Regions from separate parts of the Homo sapiens genome. Here region 2 is linked to region 1. Evidence: chromatin contacts called from ENCODE POLR2A ChIA-PET data. All regions are on one chromosome and are shown on one strand. The core of a region is the stretch at or near the end of the contact, and the rest is flanking DNA. Distances in the headings are between cores, read along the strand shown. Region 1 overlaps TM4SF1 (transmembrane 4 L six family member 1). Region 2 has its middle 20 kb from the start of LINC01998.

Region 1 (5,097 bases), core at 1,132-3,631:
AGCCAGGTGGAGCCAAAAATTTTTTTTTACATTGAGACCTGAAAATATAGATTTTTGTTCTGCTGACATGCAGAAAGACAGGGCCACAAAAACAGAACTTTTTTTGAAATGAACAACTATAATCTCTGATTGGCTCAATGAACTATTCTAAAGTTAGGTCTCAAATTCCAAGCCCCTTTGTTCTGTTGTGGAAGGAAGTCGTGATAAGAAAAGAATTATACCAGGCCTCTTTGTGGAATTAAGTCAAACCTTGATTTTCCCACATGATTGTATTATATTTTGTTAAGAATCCAAATACTCTGTAGCAAAGGCTGAAATTCTAGGAGAGCTATCAGAAGTAGAATTTTTCAGACTGGAAGAATATCCAGGTATTTATAAAATCGACTAAATCCTAGAATCTATAGTCAGATATCACCTCAGTATGGTTTGCTGACATTTCACAAAGCAACTTCATATTGTTATTTATCATTCAACTGCTTTTAAAATGTGCTGAGTGGCTATTGTGTGTCAGATACTGTTCTAGCGGCTGGATATACAATGATGAATAGGTCTGGCTCCTACCTTCATGGAGCTCAGCCTTATTGAATAGATACATAAGCAGCTGTTCTCCCTGGACTAGGTTAGATGCCCTTCCTCTGTGGCTCTTCCATATTTTGTTTACCGATCAGCATATCTGTTGCATTGAGATTACTTGTGACTTGTCTCTTCCTTTAGAAGCTATGCTCTTTCAGGACAGAGCCCGTGCCCTGTGCTCCATTATATCCCCAGCTCTGGCTCAGTGTCAGACTCACACTGACTGCTCAATAATCTTTGTTGAATGAGCAAATGCAGTGTGCTACATGCTATTATCAACTCTTGGGCACAGCATCATGAAAGTGAAGAGCTATCAGCCGGGCGTGGTGGTTCACGCCTGTAATCCCAGCACTTTGGGAGGCTGAGGCAGGAGAATGGCTTGAACCTGGGACGTAGAGGTTGCAATGAGCCAAGATTGCGCCATTGCACTCCAGCCTGGGCAACAGAGTCAGACTCCGTCTCAGAAAAAAGTAAAGAGCTATCAAATTAGTTGGGTTTAATCCCATGAATTTGCTTCCTGTTGCAAATTAATTTATTCCTTAAAAACAAAAAATAGCTTTGTTCCAAAGGTCTCAGTTGAAAAATTCCAGCATATTAAATATCCAAACTTGCCAGAATTTGGATAATTTTCAGCAGTAACAAATTGAGATGTAATAAAATGATCTAAATTAATATTTTAAAGTTCAAAAAAAAAACTAGCCTAAAGAGATTGTATTTTCTAAATATTCACTCAATATTGAATACAAATACCCATCTTTTATACCAATAACAACAATAAAATTGGAAAACAGTTTTAAAAAACACCTACACATACTCTACTTTAGCACATGAATTATTTTCATTTTTCCGCATTTGCTCGTAGTTTACTTCCTACACATACATGAATCTTACCTAGCTTTAAACACAGCACAAATACAGTTCTGCATTTTTATTTTTGTTTATAAGAATTCAGATGCCTGTTAGGGAATATAAATATCATTATAAGGTGAGAATTTCTGACCATGTAATCCTAGATTGGGGTCAAAAATTATAAATTATAATTTTATGTTTATCATTACAGTAGGATCTGGGCTAAATTCCTCCATTTTGTGGAATGACATGCAGTGGAAGAAACTTACACAGGATATTGAATAATTCATTCCTTTTTTCTGAATGAAAAACCACCAAACAAAAGTAGTTTATGAAGTATCCCCTCAAGTATGACCGTGTGTCAGAAGTTTCTCTTTTTACCCACAGGTACCTTCTGGATACCTCCACATGGTCCGAGTGCACTGAACCCAAGCACATTGTGGAATGGAATGTATCTCTGTTTTCTATCCTCTTGGCTCTTGGTGGAATTGAATTCATCTTGTGTCTTATTCAAGTAATAAATGGAGTGCTTGGAGGCATATGTGGCTTTTGCTGCTCTCACCAACAGGTAAGAACCTGCATGAAAATGTCGTAGTCTGGCCCTGGTGTTAATATACCATTGTTTTCATCATAAAGAAAAAGGCAAAACCAAACATGCTCGACCTACCAGCATTTATTCTGATATCATCTTTGTAGCAACACAATTATAGCATTCACTTTAGCTGTCAGTAACAAGCTTCCTCGAGTCTCACAGTCACAGGATTGTCTTAGTTCTTTGCAGTTGGCTCTATGTACACAAGAACATGCTGCCCATAGACACAGCGCTCCCTTCAGGATCTAATTCACTGCCTCTGCTCTCGCTGCAGAGACAGAAAAAAAAGTGATGTCTGCTCTTTGTTTGCTGTTATATTCCCAACTAGTATACATAAGTAATAGCCAACCATTCAATGCATCAGGCACTATGCTAAACCCATATGACTCAAATATTAAGCAATAGGCTTAAGATCACCTACTCAGGAAATAACAGGCTTCAAACCTTGAGTCGCTCTGTGCAAAAGCTCCTACTTTTAACCTGTATTCCACACTTGCTGTTTGGTTGGATTTTCTGCAATTCCTTCCTAATAAGGAGTCATAAAAATGCCTAAGCAGTAAGTATGGAGAATCACTAGCAATCTTTGAACAGCAGCTCATGAAAAGCCTTTCGTTGTGAAAGAAAACCAGGAAGCACTTGTTTCCTGGGGATATGATTTAGGAGAAAAAAATGCATTTGTTTGTAGCAGTGAAAGTTCTTGTTTCTATATCCTCCTAAAATATATATATTATTGAATTAATGAAAGTCCAGCTTTGATCCTATCTTTGAGAGGGTTATTTTATGTCTTATATTTTTCAAACCATTTACTCCTCTGGTGCCAGATCTGTTAACTTTCTTTTAAAAATAAGACAAAAACCTAATGAAAACTGAAAGCCCATTGCTACCATGAAAAACTTTGCTGAAAATAAAAGGAAACTTTCTGTAATTTTGGGGGAAGGTTAAAATGAAAATCTAGTTTTCCTTATCAGGCAAGTATAGCAAGATTAATAATTTCTTTGGCAAATTTCCAAGAAAATAAGGGAATGGGAAACCTTCAATATGGAGCTTCTTTCAAGCAGTACGGTTGGGGAAGGGCAGAGAAGTATCCTCTAGGGATTGCTGTCATGCAGCTTACCTTTAGCCTTGAATTTCATACAAGGCAGAGTTCAAAGTAAGTGATTACTTGTACTAAATGTACTCACTTAGTACGTTTTGGGGACAGGCATAAAGAGCCAATGACCAAAATGGCTGAAGTGATTTGGCAGGGAATGATACTCTCCTCTGATTTGGGGTAGTAAATACACCAGGTTTCCCAGCTGAGTCACTGTAGGGATGGCTTCTTCCCAGATACTACAGGGAAGATCTGTTACCTTTGTTTATAAGACAAAAGACACTTTCAAAGGGCAGGTCTTTTCATGTAGAAGAGTCAGGTCCATAACTCGGTAGCATTTAATTTGAAAGGTTACCCACATTGAGCTCATACCAGTGTGAAACTTCCATGGCATTATCTTTTAAATCCCTAAGATTAAAACCCCACACAAATGCACTCAAAGCAACCCAATATCAGTATCCTGCAGTTTCTATGGGCCCTTTCTGCAGCCTTTACTCATGGAAGACAAGGGATCTGGGTTTGTTTAGGAAACATTTTGTGAGCATTGTCCAAGCCCTAAGTATGGTTGGCCTAAGCTTTGCTGAAGCTAAGATCAGTCTGTTTATGTTTGCTTAAAATAGGAACTTAAAGGACTAAAATGTCATCATTATTTATCCTGATTATAGCCTAATGGTATTTTATTTTCTCTACAGCAATATGACTGCTAAAAGAACCAACCCAGGACAGAGCCACAATCTTCCTCTATTTCATTGTAATTTATATATTTCACTTGTATTCATTTGTAAAACTTTGTATTAGTGTAACATACTCCCCACAGTCTACTTTTACAAACGCCTGTAAAGACTGGCATCTTCACAGGATGTCAGTGTTTAAATTTAGTAAACTTCTTTTTTGTTTGTTTATTTGTTTTTGTTTTTTTTTAAGGAATGAGGAAACAAACCACCCTCTGGGGGTAATTTACAGACTGAGTGACAGTACTCAGTATATCTGAGATAAACTCTATAATGTTTTGGATAAAAATAACATTCCAATCACTATTGTATATATGTGCATGTATTTTTTAAATTAAAGATGTCTAGTTGCTTTTTATAAGACCAAGAAGGAGAAAATCCGACAACCTGGAAAGATTTTTGTTTTCACTGCTTGTATGATGTTTCCCATTCATACACCTATAAATCTCTAACAAGAGGCCCTTTGAACTGCCTTGTGTTCTGTGAGAAACAAATATTTACTTAGAGTGGAAGGACTGATTGAGAATGTTCCAATCCAAATGAATGCATCACAACTTACAATGCTGCTCATTGTTGTGAGTACTATGAGATTCAAATTTTTCTAACATATGGAAAGCCTTTTGTCCTCCAAAGATGAGTACTAGGGATCATGTGTTTAAAAAAAGAAAGGCTACGATGACTGGGCAAGAAGAAAGATGGGAAACTGAATAAAGCAGTTGATCAGCATCATTGGAACATGGGGACGAGTGACGGCAGGAGGACCACGAGGAAATACCCTCAAAACTAACTTGTTTACAACAAAATAAAGTATTCACTACCATGTTGTTGTTGTTTAGTTTCATTATCCTTAAAAGTTCTCTTTTTTCTCCCCCCCCCCCTTTTTTTTTTCCAGTTTGCAAGTTATGTGGCCCCTATTGCTAACGGCTTCCTGTCTTTTTGTTTCTTTATCCTACTCTCTCATCCTCTTTCTCCTCTTCTTTCTCTGCTGTCTGTAAATTGCCATTGCTGTACCTGTGGGATCATCACCCCAGTTAGGCACTGGTCCTTTCTACCAGGTGCTGCAAGTATCAGCCTCCCTGGAAGGGTAACAGGCATTTTTCTCCTTACTGTACAGGGTTAGGCTCTTTCAAGTGACAGGATTCCTGGACTTATTGGGAATTTTCTATAGAAATGTTCCGTTTTTGGTGTTCATTGGTCTGGACAACAGATAAGCAAATTTATAAAGAAGCATAACCAGCTATTAGACAGCAGAGCTCCTCCTA
Region 2 (5,097 bases), core at 1,405-3,904, 690 kb before region 1:
ATCCTTGAACTCACAAACCCAGGCATTTGTTACCCAAACCAAGTTGCAGTGAGTTGCAATGACTAAAAAGACCACATGGCAAAAGTGAGGTTATACTTAGGATGGGCTGAGGGGCCATGCATTCCAGGCAGGAAGAAGAAAATGAACAAGGGCTGGCATTTAAGAATATGCACATCGTCATTGAAAAACTGTGAGGAAACACGAGTGGATGAGTGGGGAGTTTGTGAGGCGTATAGTAGGAAGTAAGATAAAGTGGGCCAGATTAGAGGGTCTTAAATACCAGGCTGAGGGGTCTTCAGTTTATCCAGGAAATGATGGGGCTGTTGAGCTTTTGAGCAATAAAATGACTAAAGGTAATTGGAATCTTTGAAAGACTCATCTGAAGGCAGAAAGCAAAAAGATCAGTTTTACTGCTGCTGTTCATATCTGGGATGAGAAGAGCCTGGATTAAAATAATTAAAATAGCAGCAGTGGCAGAGGAAAAAGAGACAAATGAAAGACTCCCCAAGGAAATAAAATATTTACAATTTGGATTCAAGATGTCCATCTACCAGGAGTACACCTACAGGCTTGTCCCAACTCTGGGAAGAGACCCTCCCTGACCTCTCAGACATACAGCTGACACTCTACCATCCAACAGGGAAAACAACTGTGAAGCTGGCCATCAAGCCATCAGGCAGGTCTCACTGGGATAGTTGCCCATGGCCACAAGCATATTTGTCCAGGCACAGTTCAGAACATCCCAGTGAGCGGGTATTACTGGTGTGTTCTCCTCCTACCCAATTTAAAGATGAGGAAAATCATGACCAGGAACATTGAAATGACTTGTTAAAAGTCTCACAGCTATTAAGTGGCAAAGCTAGAACCAGGGAGGAAAATAAACTATTGAGCACCCATGGTGGATTAGGCAATGGGCTAGGCATTCATATACTTTACTGGGATTAATCCTCACGGTAACCCTAGGTGCTGTTATTATTCCCATTTTATAGATGAAGAAACTGAGGCTTACAGAAATTAAGAATCCCTCCCAAAGTAGGCAAAGAGATTTAGGGTTGGAATTCATGTCTGTCTGATTCCGAAGCCCTATGCTGTAGTCCACTGCTATACAACAAATCACACAAGGACAGAGGAAAAATTTAAAGACCACCAAGGGCAATGATCCAGCCCCAGTCCAAATTACTGGAGTAAATGAGCCGAGAAATTTCAATTCACTCGTCAGTATGTATAAGGATAGAGTCTGTTTTCCTGCTAATCAGCCTTGCAGTTTGGCCCAGACCTGTCTCCTAGCAGCTTTCTCTCCTCCAAGCCACATACAGGCCTGTGAACAAATACTCAGTGGTGCTTGGAGTCACAGAAGGGCTCGACTTTTTTGATCGCGACAGAGAGGAACTCAGTGTTAGCAAACTGAAAGCAGAAATCCCAACTGCCAGAGAGATCCTTACACTTTGTACAATGCCTGTTTCCTAAAAAACCAAGCAGTCCTAACTAATCGTCTGTTGTGACTCATCAGCAGAATGTTCTTTGGACAGACAGAGCTCAGAAGCTTCCAACAAAAAGTAAGATCGGCCCTTTGGAACAGCTTTTTCTCCCTTAGGGGTTGAAACTTCTGAACAGAATGCTTTAGTTAGGGTCAAGTTTCACTGGGACCTTAAATATAATTTCTTCTCTGTGGAGAGATCAGTGGATGAAGAAAAACCAGAGGCCTGGAAGATGCCGTGGGGGTTCCACTCATCCTTTTCCTGGTTTCACTCCTTTGCTACCTTGCAGGGGAGGGACAAAAACCTAAAAACAGAGTTTATTAGGACTCTATTGTTTAGGTTTACACTGAAGTAAAACATTTGTTTCATATCTCACCTACATTTACCTAGTTTCCTGGAAATTCCTTTCATGATCCCACAGTCTAGCTACCCAAAAAATTAAAAACTAACCTCAGGTAAAATTTATATGAATGAAACGAATCTGGGTAGTGAAAGGTATTCTGTCCCAGCCTGTGGGGGTTTTGTATTCCTGATACACCCAGCCATGTATACACTATCCAAATTTGTCCACGCTTTTCCCATGAACCTCACAAGCAATGATCTGTAACCTCCACAGATAAATACCATTTTTTCACATCATACCTCTGATTTGGCACTCATATCCACACAGACACATGGAGAGACCAGAGAACATTGAAAAAAAAAATGTGTGCCTTTAAGAGAATGTTGTTGCTGCTTAGTATTGCTGTGCATATTCCTCTCTCTCTCCAGCTGGTTTTTCAAGTCCCTGAGGGTAGGAACCATGCCCTGTGCATCTTAGAGCCCCCACAGAGAGTCTAGTTTGTTGTGGTAGGTATTCAATGAATAGGTTAGAAGATACAGGCCGGCTCAGAGAGTAGGTCAGGGAGACAGCCAGGAGGAAGGAACGCCAAACACAAAGGAACATCTAAAACTTGAGAACAGACCACTTCTGCAGTGCCCATGATAATGCTGAGTTGGATCTGATTTTGCCACTGAGTTCCAGTGGTACAGGCATAAAGCCCAAAGTGGTGTCAGGTGGCTGCCATAGGGAGATGAGGCAGCAGCTGGTTGGCAACTTCTGAACTGGCCGGAGTGAAAGGGGAGATGATTCAAAGGGAATCTCACTTGTCGCTCCAAGACCTGATATGCCTTGGAAACAATTGGTGAAGCTTCAACAATTACCAGAAGTCCTCAGCCCTTTGGTTGTGGGTGGCACTGATCTATGACACAGCCTCCAAGTCCTGGCAGGCTTTGAGAGGGCAGAAAGGACACTGCTGGTGCAGAGATTTCTATATTTAAGATGGTTGTCTCAGCCTCTGATTTGGAAACAGTTTGTCGTAGCTAAAGCATGAGTGCTTCTCTATGGGGTTGTTTCTTTGCAGTTGACACCCTACATTGAAAAAGCCATTTTTTGTTCTTTGTTTCAAGAGGTAGCCCATCTGGATATTTTACATGTTTGCAGTAATAATTATAAAACAGAAGGACTGTTTAATTTATAGTTAAGCAAAGAAGCTGGGGTCACTGATCTTGGCTTCGAAATAGAGATTATTTCGAAGAGCACATGCTTGTTGCGAAAACATGCAGCATCTTATATGATGGTTAGTGGTAAGAGAAGATCCAGAATTTCTATAATGGAGGGGTTTAAGGTACTCATATGTTTGGAAATAGAGAAGGAGGCTGGAAGCTGCATTTACATGGTAACTTTCACAATATTGGGAAAACCTCGATTTTCTATACCAAGAGTGGAGTGAGGACTAAAGTCCCCCGAACTACAATCATCATCCTTCCTACCCCTGAGGTGTCACTGCTTTTAGCTTAATGCTGTATTTCATCATGATTCTCAATCTTTCCCATTCCTTCCAAGGAAAGCCTTGTTTAGTTTTGGCATTTTACTCTGAAATGTTCATTTCAACCTATGATTTATGTAGCAATATGGGTTATTGTTGACTCCTCTCTTTTGAACCTACCCTCTGTGGGTTCTCCCATAGTCACAGCCTAAAACCAGGACCCCATCGTCTCTCTCCCAGACTGTTCTAAAGACCTCCTGCCCTCCTTCTCATTTATCCTGTTGCTTGATGGACTTTCTTAATGCATATTTGAGTGTCACTCCCCTTCTTTAACAGTTCTCTGCAGTATCCAATCTGACTTCCTTAGCATGACATCTCTAGGCTTTTATGACCTGACCCTTGCCTACCATTCTTATAAAAATGAAAATAGTTCTTTCTGTTGTTGCAGAGGTTAATAATTTAATGAAGGCCTTTGTAACTGGTCTCCATGATTAGGGATTACTGAACCCTCTGCAGCACTTTGTAGCTGCCTCCCAGTGACTTCTGCCTCCAGGGAGCAATCTCTGGTCAAGAAATAATGACCACCACTGGAATCTGTTAAAAAATGAACTCTCTTAGGCTTTTCCCAAGGACAGTCGTATAAGGGAGGGTGAGTTCAAATCAGGGCAGGTTACATATGGCACTCCTTTCCCAGGTAAATATCTTTACCTTGGCAGCAGACAAAGGTTTACGAATATTTTTTAGCATTCTGAAAGCTTTGAACAACTGAAATAGAAACAGCCAATCTAATTAACAGCACTATTCAGAAGCTGTTGACTCAAGGCCAAGCCTATTAAATGACAAGAGAAAGTACTCATTGTGGGCCCAATTGAGCCCAGAACTGCTGAGCTGTTGATTCATGCTAAAAAAATTACTGGTGTACTTTACTTTGTACTTTGCCACTGAGGCCCGCTAGGGGACGTTTACTCTTTGGGCTTTGAGATCTATATTAATTTATTATTAAAGATGAGTGGGGTTGGTGGCAGGCAAACTCTGACGCTGATGGAGAGACCCTAGTTGCCCTTAGAACCAGCCAAACTGGAAGAAGCCAGCCTTGGAGAAAGGCTCAAGAAGATGAGATTTGCCTCCTGGGCCCCAGCCTCCCCTTTTGGGACCCTCCATGGCACCTCATCGGAGTGACATAGAGACAGGGTTAACACTATAAAGTCATCAGGCCTGGGTTCAAATCCCTTAAGATACATGGCCTAGAGTAGGGGTTGTCAAACTAAGGCCTGAGAGCCAAATCCAGCCTGCCACCTGATTTTATAAAGAAAAGTTTTATTGGAACACAGCCGTGCTTACTCACTGAGGTATCGTCTATGACTGCTTTTGCGCTCCAGCGGTAGAGTCAAGTAGCCACAAGAGAGACCACACAGCTGTCAAAGATTAAAACATTTTTCACCCGACATTTTACAGAGTTTGTAGCTCCCTGACTTAGAGCTAGTGACTTAATTTCAATTTCTTTATCCATAGAATCCTGATAATAATATTCCAAAAGATTTTATGATAATTCTAATAGATGTAAAACAGAAATAAATAAGTACACTTGGAAAACTCTAAGTTAAACAAGGTTATGTGCTTTTACTACAGGCTCTCTCGGTTTTTTGTTTGTTTGTTTGTTTGTTTGTTTTTGAGACAGGGTCTTGCTCTGTCACACAGGCTGAAGTGCAGTCACAAGATCATAGCCTTGACCTTGACCTCTAGGCTCAAGCAATCCTCCTGCCTCCCACTGAGTAGCTGGGACTGCAGGTATGTACCACTAAGCCCAGCTA

What was found. ChIA-PET counts read pairs that join two places held with the same protein, here RNA polymerase II (POLR2A).
Region 2: POLR2A ChIA-PET joins it to region 1 with 10 read pairs in activated CD4-positive, alpha-beta T cell. The contact joins two enhancer-like sites. POLR2A ChIA-PET finds 5 or more read pairs at or near these places in 2 of 52 experiments (OCI-LY7 and activated CD4-positive, alpha-beta T cell).

What each region holds. Positions count from the first base shown.
Region 1 is chr3:149,368,580-149,373,676 of GRCh38, reverse strand. TM4SF1 (transmembrane 4 L six family member 1) reads left to right here. Exons shown (of 5, transcript NM_014220.3): 4 at 1,810-1,990; 5 at 3,797-4,655. The coding sequence ends at 3,811. Among named protein-coding and RNA genes, the nearest start is that of TM4SF1, 6.5 kb to the left of the region's middle. Within about 2 kb of position 2,381, at least 8 of the 41 ENCODE cell types and tissues checked have a DNase peak (open chromatin) inside an H3K27ac peak, as active enhancers do.
Region 2 is chr3:150,059,008-150,064,104 of GRCh38, reverse strand. No RefSeq gene overlaps it. Among named protein-coding and RNA genes, the nearest start is that of LINC01998, 20 kb to the left of the region's middle. Within about 2 kb of position 2,654, at least 4 of the 41 ENCODE cell types and tissues checked have a DNase peak (open chromatin) inside an H3K27ac peak, as active enhancers do.